Regions from separate parts of the Homo sapiens genome. Here all the other regions are linked to region 1. The links are chromatin contacts, found by Hi-C or POLR2A ChIA-PET in ENCODE. All regions are on one chromosome and are shown on one strand. Each heading gives the region's core, a stretch centred on a gene start or an enhancer-like site at or near the end of the contact. The rest is flanking DNA. Distances are from core to core; before and after follow the strand shown. Region 1 holds the start of PERP (p53 apoptosis effector related to PMP22). Region 2 holds the start of ABRACL (ABRA C-terminal like). Region 3 holds the start of OLIG3 (oligodendrocyte transcription factor 3).

What was found. Hi-C counts contacts between places; a loop is a spot of excess contacts on that map. ChIA-PET counts read pairs that join two places held with the same protein, here RNA polymerase II (POLR2A). Pooled maps may share reads with other maps.
Region 2: a loop to region 1 is called in a map of Caco-2, with 8 times the contacts of the local background. The contact joins the promoter of ABRACL here to the promoter of PERP in region 1. A Hi-C loop is called at or near these places in 2 of 168 maps with a recorded cell type or tissue (Caco-2 and naive thymus-derived CD4-positive, alpha-beta T cell) and 5 of 50 pooled maps. POLR2A ChIA-PET finds 5 or more read pairs at or near these places in 2 of 52 experiments (activated naive CD8-positive, alpha-beta T cell and naive thymus-derived CD8-positive, alpha-beta T cell).
Region 3: a loop to region 1 is called in a pooled map, with 8 times the contacts of the local background. The contact joins the promoter of OLIG3 here to the promoter of PERP in region 1. A Hi-C loop is called at or near these places in 1 of 168 maps with a recorded cell type or tissue (B cell), 8 of 37 single-sample maps with no recorded cell type and 10 of 50 pooled maps. POLR2A ChIA-PET finds 5 or more read pairs at or near these places in 1 of 52 experiments (activated T-cell).

What each region holds. Positions count from the first base shown.
Region 1 is chr6:138,105,848-138,109,581 of GRCh38, forward strand. It overlaps PERP (p53 apoptosis effector related to PMP22), which reads right to left and starts at 1,572. Exons shown (of 3, transcript NM_022121.5): 1 at 1,280-1,572. The coding sequence starts at 1,493. RefSeq lists a silencer at 1,701-1,750.
Region 2 is chr6:139,027,104-139,030,837 of GRCh38, forward strand. It overlaps ABRACL (ABRA C-terminal like), which reads left to right and starts at 1,642. Exons shown (of 3, transcript NM_021243.3): 1 at 1,642-1,772. RefSeq lists silencers at 1,806-1,965, 2,226-2,595, 2,645-2,835 and enhancers at 2,489-2,783, 2,606-3,425.
Region 3 is chr6:137,492,790-137,496,523 of GRCh38, forward strand. It overlaps OLIG3 (oligodendrocyte transcription factor 3), which reads right to left and starts at 1,605. Exons shown (of 1, transcript NM_175747.2): 1 at 1-1,605. The coding sequence starts at 1,381. The coding sequence ends at 563. RefSeq lists enhancers at 515-1,014, 2,696-3,229, 3,230-3,734.

The DNA of each region.
Region 1 (3,734 bases), core at 322-2,821:
TGATACAAACCTGAGCTGGCACAGTGTATGGGTTTTCAGAGAAGAAAACACACAAACTGCAAAGAAAGCTGGAATTTTCTGCAGTGTTTACATTTTATTACCTGGCTAATGGGGACCATGCTTCCTTTTGTGGGGAAGTGACGTCCAAAGGATTACACAAAAGAAAGGGCACCAAGTTGCTGATATAGTCCCCCGGAAACACAAATAAACAGGATTGGGTTGGAAGCCCTGGGCCACTTCAAAGAAAAAAATCAAGTCAATGGTAATAGTAAGAAATGAAAACAGGCAGGGTAGCTTGCTGTCTGTGTTTAAAACTATTAAACCCGGTAGGTAAAGCCCATTTGGCTTTAAGGTTTTATTAGGCTCTCACAGACCCCATCTCCACCCCCACACACATTGCTAATCACAGTAGACCCCAGCTGTGATTCCCATCCACCCCCAGGAAAGGAGAGGGGGCTTCCCACTGTGAAAGAAAATGCCTTCTCAGACAAGAACTATGCTCCAGTCCTGACTTTCAGCAAGGCAAGCAGGGAGCTTCCTCCATGCTGGGAAAATGGCATACAGTACTTCACCTGCTAGGTACATTAAATTTGTCAACTCTGCTTCACGTCGCGAGTGTAGGGAATGTGTTTGCTTTTTAGATTTCAAATCGGATTAAAATAATTAAGTTTTCTAAACAACAATGCCATGCTTAAACCAAAGGACACGCCCTAGAACAAGAGCTAACAAGAACTAGCCTGACCGGTAAAGTAGACTGAAATATCTATTGAAAACGTTAACTGCTAAAACTGCCTGAAAGGGCTTTTTTAAATGAGAAAGTTTTTTCAGCTATATCAAGTTGAACGAATCCACTGATATTAGGGAAGGCACGTTATTTCAATATTTATATTTTAATCATAAGAAGAAACGAGAAGGAAGAGAAATGGGAAGAAATTTCAGGTCTCCAAGAAACTTTGTTCATTATATTTACTCATCTAAACTTGCAATGCTTGAAATAATCTTTCGTACGTAACCGACAAAACCCAGGAAAAAAACTATACAGTTTGAACTACGGCCTTTTTTTTTTTTCTGTTTCTGAGCTTGGTGTTGGCCACCCAAAGCTACTGCTGCTGCATTTGGTTCAGGTCGGATGCATGAGCCCGAGCTCGTCCTAAACAGGCATTCTGAAAAGCACTGGCTCCCCCGACCCTGTGAGGGCCCATCACGCGCGGCGGCTTTTGCAGGCCGCGGCCCCGAGGGCTTCCTGGAGGCGGCGACGGCGGCGGCGGCGGGCACTCACCGTACTCCATGAGGCTCTGACAGCCCTCCTCGTAGGACCCGCTGCCGCCGCCCTCTTGGGAGCATTTCCACCACAGCGAGGACGTCTGGCCGTGGTCGCTAGACTGCAACCAGCCGCGGCCGGCCAGCGCGATGATGTCGAAGGCGATGGCGCTGAGTAGGAGCAGGGGCAGGATCCAGCGGCAGCGCTCGCAGGCCAGGCCGCAGCGGATCATGTTGACGGGCGGCGCGGGGCCGAGCGGAGCGGAGCGGAGCGGGTCGGAGGAGCGCGCGGGACGGGCGACAGCAGAGAGTGGCCTGCGAGCGCGGGCGCCGCCACAAAAGCGAAGAGGCCGCGGGGAGGCGGCTCCCGAGGACGCCGCTCCGGGCGGCCCCACCTAGATTCCGGTGACTCAGAGCGCGCCCGCCCCGACCTGCCCTGCCGGGCCGGGGCGGGCGGGGCCGCTGGTAAACAGGCTGGGTTCTGGTGACACCGGGCGGCGGCGGAAGGCGGCCCGAGGGTCCCGCGCGTCCCACAACCCTCCAGTCCCGCTCTCCTGGCCTCTCCAGGCGCGTGTTTTGTCTTCCTGGCGCACCAACATATACACTTGTTTATCTGCACAGCGCCAGCCTAATATCTGACCCCTGATGTCGCATCGTGGGGCGGTGGTCAGCAGTGCCATATCTGAGTTTTCAGCAGTGTGAGATGGGTGTTCTAATTGCACCTGTGGATAAAGGCTGCACTCCTTTGGACGCGTGCACCCAAACCCAGAAGCCCGTCCCTGACCCCTGCTGACACAGGTGATCCCTTCCTCCTAGGCTCCGCCTTTGCACCTTGGACCGTGGCTCCCCGGGTACTCTTATCTCTTTGCATGCTGTTCTTTCCTGCTGGGTTGCCAGATTTTGGAAAGCGGAGGCGATGCTGAATTTATCTGTGTATCCTTAGTGTCCGGCACCGTGTTTGGATCTCAAGGGGAGCTCAGTGAATTTGATGAATGAACATGTAATTTAACAAATGCTCGCTTCCTTTCGGAAAGGCTTCATCTGGCTTCCCCAGATAATTTCATGTCGCCTCTGCTGCAGTCCACTTCCTATCACGAATCTCTACCTATTTAAACTGCACTCTCTCTACTCTTCATTTACTATTTTGAGGTTTTTCCAAATAAAAATCATACGTCAGCATGCAACCTGCATTTAGGATCCCCCCTTCGGTGTCCTGGGCTAGCTCCCGTCGCAGTTCTGACTCCTAAGATGTGACAGGAAGGGTGGGGTGGCAGCCAGGTGTGCCGCTGAGGACAAAGGAGTTCTCAGTGTCAGGCACCTCGGTGGCCTTGGGAAAATCACTGAAACATCGTATGGGGGTCATGTCTTAACCCTGTACCTCCAAAGATTTCTTCTGAATCCCCTATTTTTTCTGTTAATTTAATATAAAAGTGGGAACTACTTAAAAATATTTTAAATTGTATTCCAATTTGATATTCTCAATAGAAACAGAATACTCTTTTGACTTATGCCATTTTCTGGCAATTCTTGAGGACGAATAAAAGCATGGAGAAAGTATCTGAAAATACATGAAATAATTTCCCTAGCCTTCATTTTACATAATTCAAGTTTTACATAAACCACGTCATATATTTTTATTACAGGAAAATATTTTCACTTTCAAAGAACACAAGAGGGTGTTCTGCCAAAAGTTAATTTTGTATCGTGGAAGCTGTGTGAAGAAAATGGTGATATTTATGTTCTCAGGGTTTTCAAAAGTAATGAAGATATTTGTTTAATTAGCTATGTATAATATATTTGTGAGAAAAAAAAATTCTTATAAGTCAAATACTGACCAGAAGCAAAGTGGCTTCAGACAAAATGAGAGTTTTGCAGGCATCTTAATATCTCTGGATAATTTTGGACTTGATATATATAATTTATTTTCGTTATTCAATGAAACCATTTCCGATGGGCTTGAGGAAAAGAGCTCATTAATGCCGAGGTGAACACAAAGAGATTAGCTCTTCACAATTTCTGGAAGAGACCACATTGACCCTGGTGGGTTTCCAACAATAATATACCCAACATGTGGTACAGACTCTGGAACCGGATGGTTCAGGTTTACACGCTTTCTCATATTCGCTGTGTGACACTGGGCAGGTTAGTTCAGTTTTTTGTGCCTCCATTTCCTCATCTGTAAGACAGACAGTGCTAACCTCAGTGTTTTAATGATTGTTAAAAGAGCAAATTCATCTAAAGTGCTCAAGATAGTTCCTGCATATAGTAAGGGTTGATGATGATGATGATGATTTTTCATATAGGTTTTCCACTTTTGAACATTGAAAGAGGGGAATGTCCATGTTTCTAAAGGGCAAATTCTATAGGTGAATACCAACTGTAAGTGACTAAGTTATTTGAGACAATGCAATCATTCATCCTAGCCATATTCATAAAATGATGGCTCATAGAGAACAGTAGGCAGTTGGATAGTT
Region 2 (3,734 bases), core at 392-2,891, 920 kb after region 1:
AACAAGGATGTTTACTTCTTTAGGTAAAGTAACCTATTTCTTTTTCTTTGGTTGGCAATTAGGGCAATACTAATTACCTAATCATAACAGAAGCGGTGCTCTCCAGACTCATTATTCCTATCATTGGATATTATCTGACTGATGAATTGTGATCCCTGTCACAGGCCAAAATAGCGAGGTCCTGCTTCGATAATTGCTAAATATATTTTTCTTGAATTATATATTTTTTGCCTTATGTCGACTGTGAAAGATATAAACTATAACTTCTCACCTTTCTTTTGGTGAGAAAAAAATAGGCCTCAATCATTTTGGTAACAATATAAAACAAGTAAAAGAAAAAAATAGGTCTGAAAAGATCTTGGAGTCACCTTAAACTTTATCTGCCATGAGACACTTAGAAGAATCAGACCTTTGTTGAAGATTACAGAACAGAGACTCCTTCAGTCACACCCAGGAGACAGGTATTCACCGTAAAGACTAGAATGAAGCGTGGGAAGTGGATGGATCCAGTGCAGCCCCAGGGAACTGAACACTCACATGCCCCTGGGAAGCAGGTCTTTGTTGCTCTCCTTCCATCACTTGGTCTCAGCTTGTCTTTGACTGGCTTCTACCACTTGTGCCTCCACCCAACCTGCTGCTACATTCTCCTGGTTTCTGCTTACTCAAATGTTTTGCATCCGAAGCCCATTTTGGCCCCTTCTGCCTTACCCTCTCTTAGCTCCAACCTTTCTCTTACATCAGACAGCTCCGTCTCTGCATTCTCCACTTTCCATTTCCAAGGGAGTGTCTGATTGGCTTACTAACTATCAGAGTCCGTGTTTGATGAGAACTGTTTGCTCCAGGTCACCTCACAGGATGATGACTACATCACGGATTGTGCGCTCTTGGGTCACGCGATCACTCTTAATTTAAATTAGCTGGGCTGGGGGTGGGGAGGGGGTAAGGAACGTTTTTTGTAGTTATTTGTGCAACCCCTGCTCTAGAAATAGTTTGGGTAACTGTTTCCTTTCCAAAAGGACTCTCTGGGTACGGTAAGCATCTCTCTCTCACACACGCATATATTAAAATAACAGTGACTAAAACAAAGGGAGCATGAATAAATTGAATTATGAAGTTAAATGTATGAAATAATGAATGAACAAGGGAAGAAACCGATACTGACCCAGGGTCAACAACTATCTATGTCCAAGTAAAATTTCTTTGCAGTCTGACAAATTGGCTTTCAAGATTGCATTTTGTTTTGCGAATTAAGCCATTTTTAAGTCATGAGTCGTAGTTTTCTGGAGGCCCCCGGCATCCGGAACCCATGAATGCCACGTTCTTTCTAGCAGCCTTCAGCAATTTGAGGGCGCTTTGTTTCTTACGTTGGGAGAGAAATCCATCAGGAAATCGACGCCCAGGATCAGATGCAGATCCTGGGATCCTTGGCTCTGAGTAGCACGGTGGAAAAGTGAGGTAATCCAGGCTCTGGGCCCGTTTTCCTAGGAGCCCAGGGCGCTTCACCTGTCTGCAGTCAGCCCCTTTCTTGGACGTCTCCTCCCCTGAGTTTCCTCCTCATAGGCTTGTCCCTGGGAGTGTGGGCGGCCCCTTTCTTGAGCGCAGAAACACTTACTTTTCCCCCTACCCTGCTCCTCCTCCTCCACAGCCGTCTTTCTCTTTGCCTCAGCCACTTCCTTCCTTGGCCTCACCCTCCCCAGTGCACTGAAGAAGGTAACCGGGTCCAGACCCACGCGGCGCCAGTTCTCCGGCGGGAAGGAAAACCGCGCAGAGAGGTGCGTGAGCGCCCGGGCAGATGTGGCTTAGGTAGCAGGGATGGACTGGGTGTCCGTGGTGCGCCGCCGGGCACCGCGGGCTGCGGTGAGAGTCGGGTCAGGAGGGGGCCGGGAGGGGGCTCAGGGCGCGCGGAAGCTGCGACCGGCTGGGCCGAGACCTCGCGGGTTGGGGTCCCGTGGGGCGCGCGCCGCCCACGCCCCCACCTCTCGGGTCGACTTCCGCACTCGGCTCACGTGACGTTTCGCCGGCCGGGGGCGGACTGGGAAGCCGGCAGAAATGGAACGATTTTTACCGCGGTGCGACGTGTCGGCTTTGCACTTGGCGGTGGTTCAGGAGCCAGTTCTGCAGAGCTGGGTGGGGAAGGGCTGGGGGCGAGAGGAGAGGCTGCCCCGAGGAACGTGGTGGCCTCAGGGCAGTGGACTCTGCAGCGCCGGAGGTGGGTGCGGCTCTGTGCGCTCCAGATCAGGGGGTGCAGAGTCGTGAGGGGACACCAGGGGCTCGTGGAGCCCGGGGCAGGGTCCGTTTTCGTCGCCCGGGTTGGGTGCTCGCTCTCGCGGCGCTTCGGGGCGCCCGGGCCACGGGGGAGGCAGACCCGCGGCGCCGGGCCGGGAGCTGCGGAGACAAAGACTTCCGGGACGCGGCCCTTCCCGGGCGCCAGCGGTGCCGCCCCGCCACGGGGGGCCCAGCCCCGCGCTCCCCAGCCCTGCACTGGTGCCGGCGGTGACCGTGTGATGATGGGCTGCAGGGCACGGGGTTAGGGGACCTCTACCAGGCAGAACCCCAAGCTGGTAGCAGAATGGCCAAATATGGAGTGAGCGCGCCCCAGACCGGAGGGAGTAAGGAGCCCAGTCACCCTTTGACCCGCACCAGCTGCTTGTCCGCGATTGCGAAGAAGGGCTGGGAAAACGTGCCCAGCCCGAGTGTGTAAAGTTGGTTCCTGATTCCGGACATACCTATTCCAGTAGGCTTTATTTCCTTGGATATTAGAAAATCTCCATGCATTGCCTCCAAACTTTTGAAAAATAACAATGCCCTGAGGGTCCTTAAATACATTCTAAAGTGTGTATTGGTGGTGAGTTTCGGGTTCTGCCCAGTCCTCCGACTTTCCGCTTCCTTTGTGTTTCCCACGCACAAAGCCGAAATCGATTCTGCGACAATTAGAGTGCCTGGCCGTCATCTACCTCGCCTTCCCTGGAGCCTTTTCCTGTCTTCTGGTCCAGCCGCTCACCATTAAGCTCTTCCCTTTAGACTTGCTCTGCTTCTCACCTCTCCTCATTGTTCTTTTCTTTTTTTTTTTCTTAGACATAGTTTCACGGTACTCGTGAGAATGTGTTACATTCGTATAACCAAATCAGGGTAATTGGTATATCCATCACCCTAAATATTTATCTCTTCTTTATGCTAGGAACATTCAACTTAACTTGCTTTTAGCCATTTGGAAGTGTACAATCCATTAATGTGAACTATAGTCACCCCACTGATCAATGCAACACCAGGTCTTATTTCTTCTGTGTTTATACCCATCAACCTCTCTTCACCCTCCGCCCCCTTCATTGTTCTTCATCTTGCTCTCTGCAGTCCTGGGATTCTGTCCTTATTATAAAAGGCCATGGGTCTTTAAAGGATTGTGTCACAATAGGTATTTTTCCCCCTTTGTCCCTCTCCTTCCTAAATAATAAATAAATAAAACGTCAAATTATGTATGCTAGCAATTGTTTTTAAACCTGTTATTTTCCTATTTATGGTGGTCTGGGCAGGGAGCCTTTCTTGCTTTGTAAGTGTTCTGCCTTGGTAAGAGCTCAGCATGTCACGTTTCATACAAATACCACTCACTATTATATTTAGTGTATTTGCATAATGGCAAAAGAGGAAGAGGAAGCGGGGAAACAGCCACCACGATGTGGTAGAGACAGCATTTAATTGTGGGGCATTAACCCCTGTTTCGTTATCCTTAAAATAGA
Region 3 (3,734 bases), core at 355-2,854, 610 kb before region 1:
GAGATTCAAAACTTGGGTCTTGATCTCTCTCGCGCTCTCTCTCTCTTTCTCTCTCCATTGTCTCTAGAAAAACTGTGGCAAGGACAGAGACAATCATAATCGCATCCATCTCAAGAAAATATTTACATTTGTTTTGCACAAAAGGGATGGCCGTCTTTTTCCAAAGCGAGAACACAGAGTCAGAGAAAGCCAACTCAAAAGTCCCTTCGCAAGTTTTTAACTACACCGATCCCATCTTTATACAACAAATGCAGTTTTGACAAGAGCATATGGCAGTGAAAAATACTGGCGCGGCATGGGGAAAAGAAGCATGCATGCAAAACACACGACATCTGGTTCGAGTCCCCCTTTGCTACCACCTAGAAATTGCGGTTTGATTTTGGTCCTTTCCCTCCGGGGGTCAAGTGGAGTCTGAGATCTCTCAGACAGCGTGGGAGGCTGCGGGCCCCGGAGCCTGCCCTCCCGTGGGCCGAGCGTGCAGCCTCCCTCTTCCCTCCCGGCCCGGCACCGCGGCCCCTCCCGCCGCTCTCCCTCCTCCTTGGCAGCCGGGCCCGCCCGCTGCTCACTTGAGCAAGTCCTTGGACTCGGCCGACAGCCGGGCCATGTTGGCTGTGGAGAGAGCGGACAGGTGCGGCGGCGGCGGCATCTGGCAGATGGTGCAGGGGCAGGGCAGACCAGCCCAGTGCTGGAAGCCGCTGCCCAGCTGCAGCGCGGGCGGCGTGGAGGGCGCCTTGAGTAGCGAGTGGGGAGGCCGGATGGTGCCGATGGCGGGAAGTGAGGCGGCGGACAGCGGTGACGAGGCGTTGCCAGATGAGAGCGCGCCGCCCAAGATGGGGTGCACCGGGTGCACGGAGTTGGCCGCGTGCGCGGGGTGGCCGGCCGAGTGGCCCACGGTCCCGCAGTGAAAGGCCGAGTGGTGGCCCCCATAGATCTCGCCAACCAGCCTCTTCATCTCCTCCAGGGAGCTGGTGAGCATGAGGATGTAGTTTCTGGCGAGCAGGAGTGTGGCGATCTTGGAGAGCTTGCGCACCGACGGCCCATGCGCGTAGGGCATGACTTCGCGCAGCCCGTCCATGGCTAGGTTCAGGTCGTGCATCCGCTTGCGTTCGCGTCCGTTGATCTTCAGCCTCAACTGCTGTAGGTCCTGCTCCGACAGCTGCTTCTTGATTTTGTACTTGCTGCTCTCTCCCGCGGCCTTGGCGCCAGCCCGCGAGAGGCTTTCCCCGGGCATCTTCTGCATCATATCGCCCTGCGTGGACGAGACCGAGTTGAGACGGCTCTCCTGGTGGTGGTGGTGGCGGTGGTGGTGGTCCCTCAGGTACATCTCATCCATGTCCGGAGATGAAGCTCTGCTGGAGACAGAGCTCGAATCAGAATTCATTTTATTACAGGGGATGCGGCCCTACCGTGGGGAGGCTTTAGGCGGGAAATTAAAGAAAATCTTGAATTAAAAAAAAAAAATCTGCACTGCCCAGGAACCCACTTCTCCGCGGCAAGACGTGAGAAGAAAAGCGGAGACGCTGCTTTTCCCCGCCTCTCTCCCTCCCACGCCCCTCTCTCTGGTTAGGCTGCTTCCTGGACAGCTAGTTGGTGTGTGCTTGAACTAACCTCACGCTGAAAAAGAGGGGCTTTTATAGAGCTGCGGCGGAGAAAAGAGACAAAAGGAGCCCTCCTATCTATCCTGGGCTGGTTAGGATGACGTGCCATCATTCAGGGCGGTGCGCTTTGCTGTCCCATTTAGCAAGGATTCCTATTCATATTCATTGTGGGGCCGCCCTGGGACACCTCTGCTCCGAACCGCTAGGAGCCCCCAGGCACAAAACCCTCTGATTGACACACTCACCGCTCCAGCTTACGCCTTCCTGATTTTTTTTTTAACTTTCTTCCACCCCACCCCCCTTCCCAATTTCTCTAACCAAATCACACATCAGGAACGGAAGGAAGGCAAGAGAAGGTGGCCAGGCGGTTGGTGGAGGTTCCTCTGAGTTTGGAGAGAGGAATTGAAACATTCGCTCTCCTTTCTTTCCTGGCTGCTCCCAAGTTTAGAGAAATATGGGCAAAAATAGGTCTCAGTGGAAAGGTTTGAGGGACAGAGGTGCGGTCGGAGGGAAGGTGCTGCCAGCGGGGGCTGGGGGTGGTGGGAAGACTGCATGCCGACTTTCTCTGTCTCAATATTTTTTTTTCATTAGATCTCTTTTCCTAAACACTTCCATTCTGTCAATTTTGTTTATTGGGCCCTTCTGGTGTGGTTTCAACGGGATGTCCATGTTCGGTGATGGCTTTGCTCCTGGCAGTATTGTGGCGGAGAGGTCTCTTATTTTCTGTGTCCTCTCTTTCGTTTTAAAACATGGATTTCTAAAAGAATTTCAGTTTTGCACAATTCTTTAACTTCCTAGACCAAAAACTGCGAAAAAAAAATGTTAATGTCACAAGAAAAGCAACTTGGGAGGATGGGAAGGAAAAGGAGCCAAGGAGGCAGAGAGAGAGATTGTTAGGTTCCTGAGAGCTCCAGAGAGATTGTTCCCACTCCAGGCTTCCTGGACCTTGGCGCTGGCGCAAAACGGTGGGACGGTCCGCGCCCGAAGCTCCGCCGGGCCTCCTCTGGCCGCTGTGCTGACGTGCCCCGAGCTCCGGGAACTCAGCGGCACCCCGGCCTGCGCGGGTGGGTCCACCAGGCTGGGGCCGCCGTACGGCGTCGGACAGGGAAATCAGAAGCTCATAATAAACTATCTGATGTCGGGGTGGTGGGGCGGGGGGGTGGGGTGCGTGGGCAAAGAAGCACGGGGGAAGGGAAACAACGAAAGGACCTAGAAAGCCCCTTGTGCGTGCCCGGGCACTGCGGTTCAGCGCAGAGTCGTTTCTGGGAATAAAGAGGAGGTCGGAGTTTGGAGCCTTCGGTGCGAGTGCGGAGGTGGGCGTAGATCTTTCTTCCCCCTTGCTGTGTTTTTGTGATCAAGACTTTAGCTCAGCAGCACGAGGGGCGGGAAGGCAGAAATCCCGGGAAGGGAGAGAGCCCCAGGAGTGGTCTCTAGAAGAACCCGGACACCGCCCCTCTCCCGGCTTGGTGGAACGGGAAACAAACGCTAGCTAGTGACTGAGAGTCTCGGTGGAAGTGTGAAATCGAATCAATCGCGGAACCTCGGGCACTTGGGGCCTCTTGCGCCGCTGAGTCACTTCGAAGAACAGGATGCCCCCCTTTCCCTTGACTCAAACCGAGCGGTCAGTGGGAGAGGGATGCGCGCCCAGGTCCGGAGTTTGCACGCTCTGAGGCTGTGCCCCACTGACAGTCACGCTGCGAAGGCAGCTCTGGCCAATACCAGAAGGATGGGCAAACGCAACATTGGCATGGATGCTTTTGCTACACCGAATTTTGTTTTTCTGTAATGGGGGAAAAATGGCCAACAGCCCTTCGTCAAGGCCAGGAAGTTAGTGCTCTTGCAGATTGGACAGGAGCCTCTTCTACCACCTTCATCTCGGTGGAAGGAAAGTTTCTTAATTCAAGAGGTTAGATTGGATGTGGAAAGACTAATGTCCAAAAGCATTCCTAATACCAAGCATAAAGAATGTTTCTTAATTCACCAGACTCGCCAATAAGATAGTGACATACACTAAGTCTTCCTGGTTATTTAAAAAAGGAGGGGAGGGGGGAAGTGCTCCAGAACTTGTGCAGTCCCAGGTGATGGGAGGAAGCTAGTGGCTAGTCCTAACGACAACCCTCTGCGACTCCCCTGCTG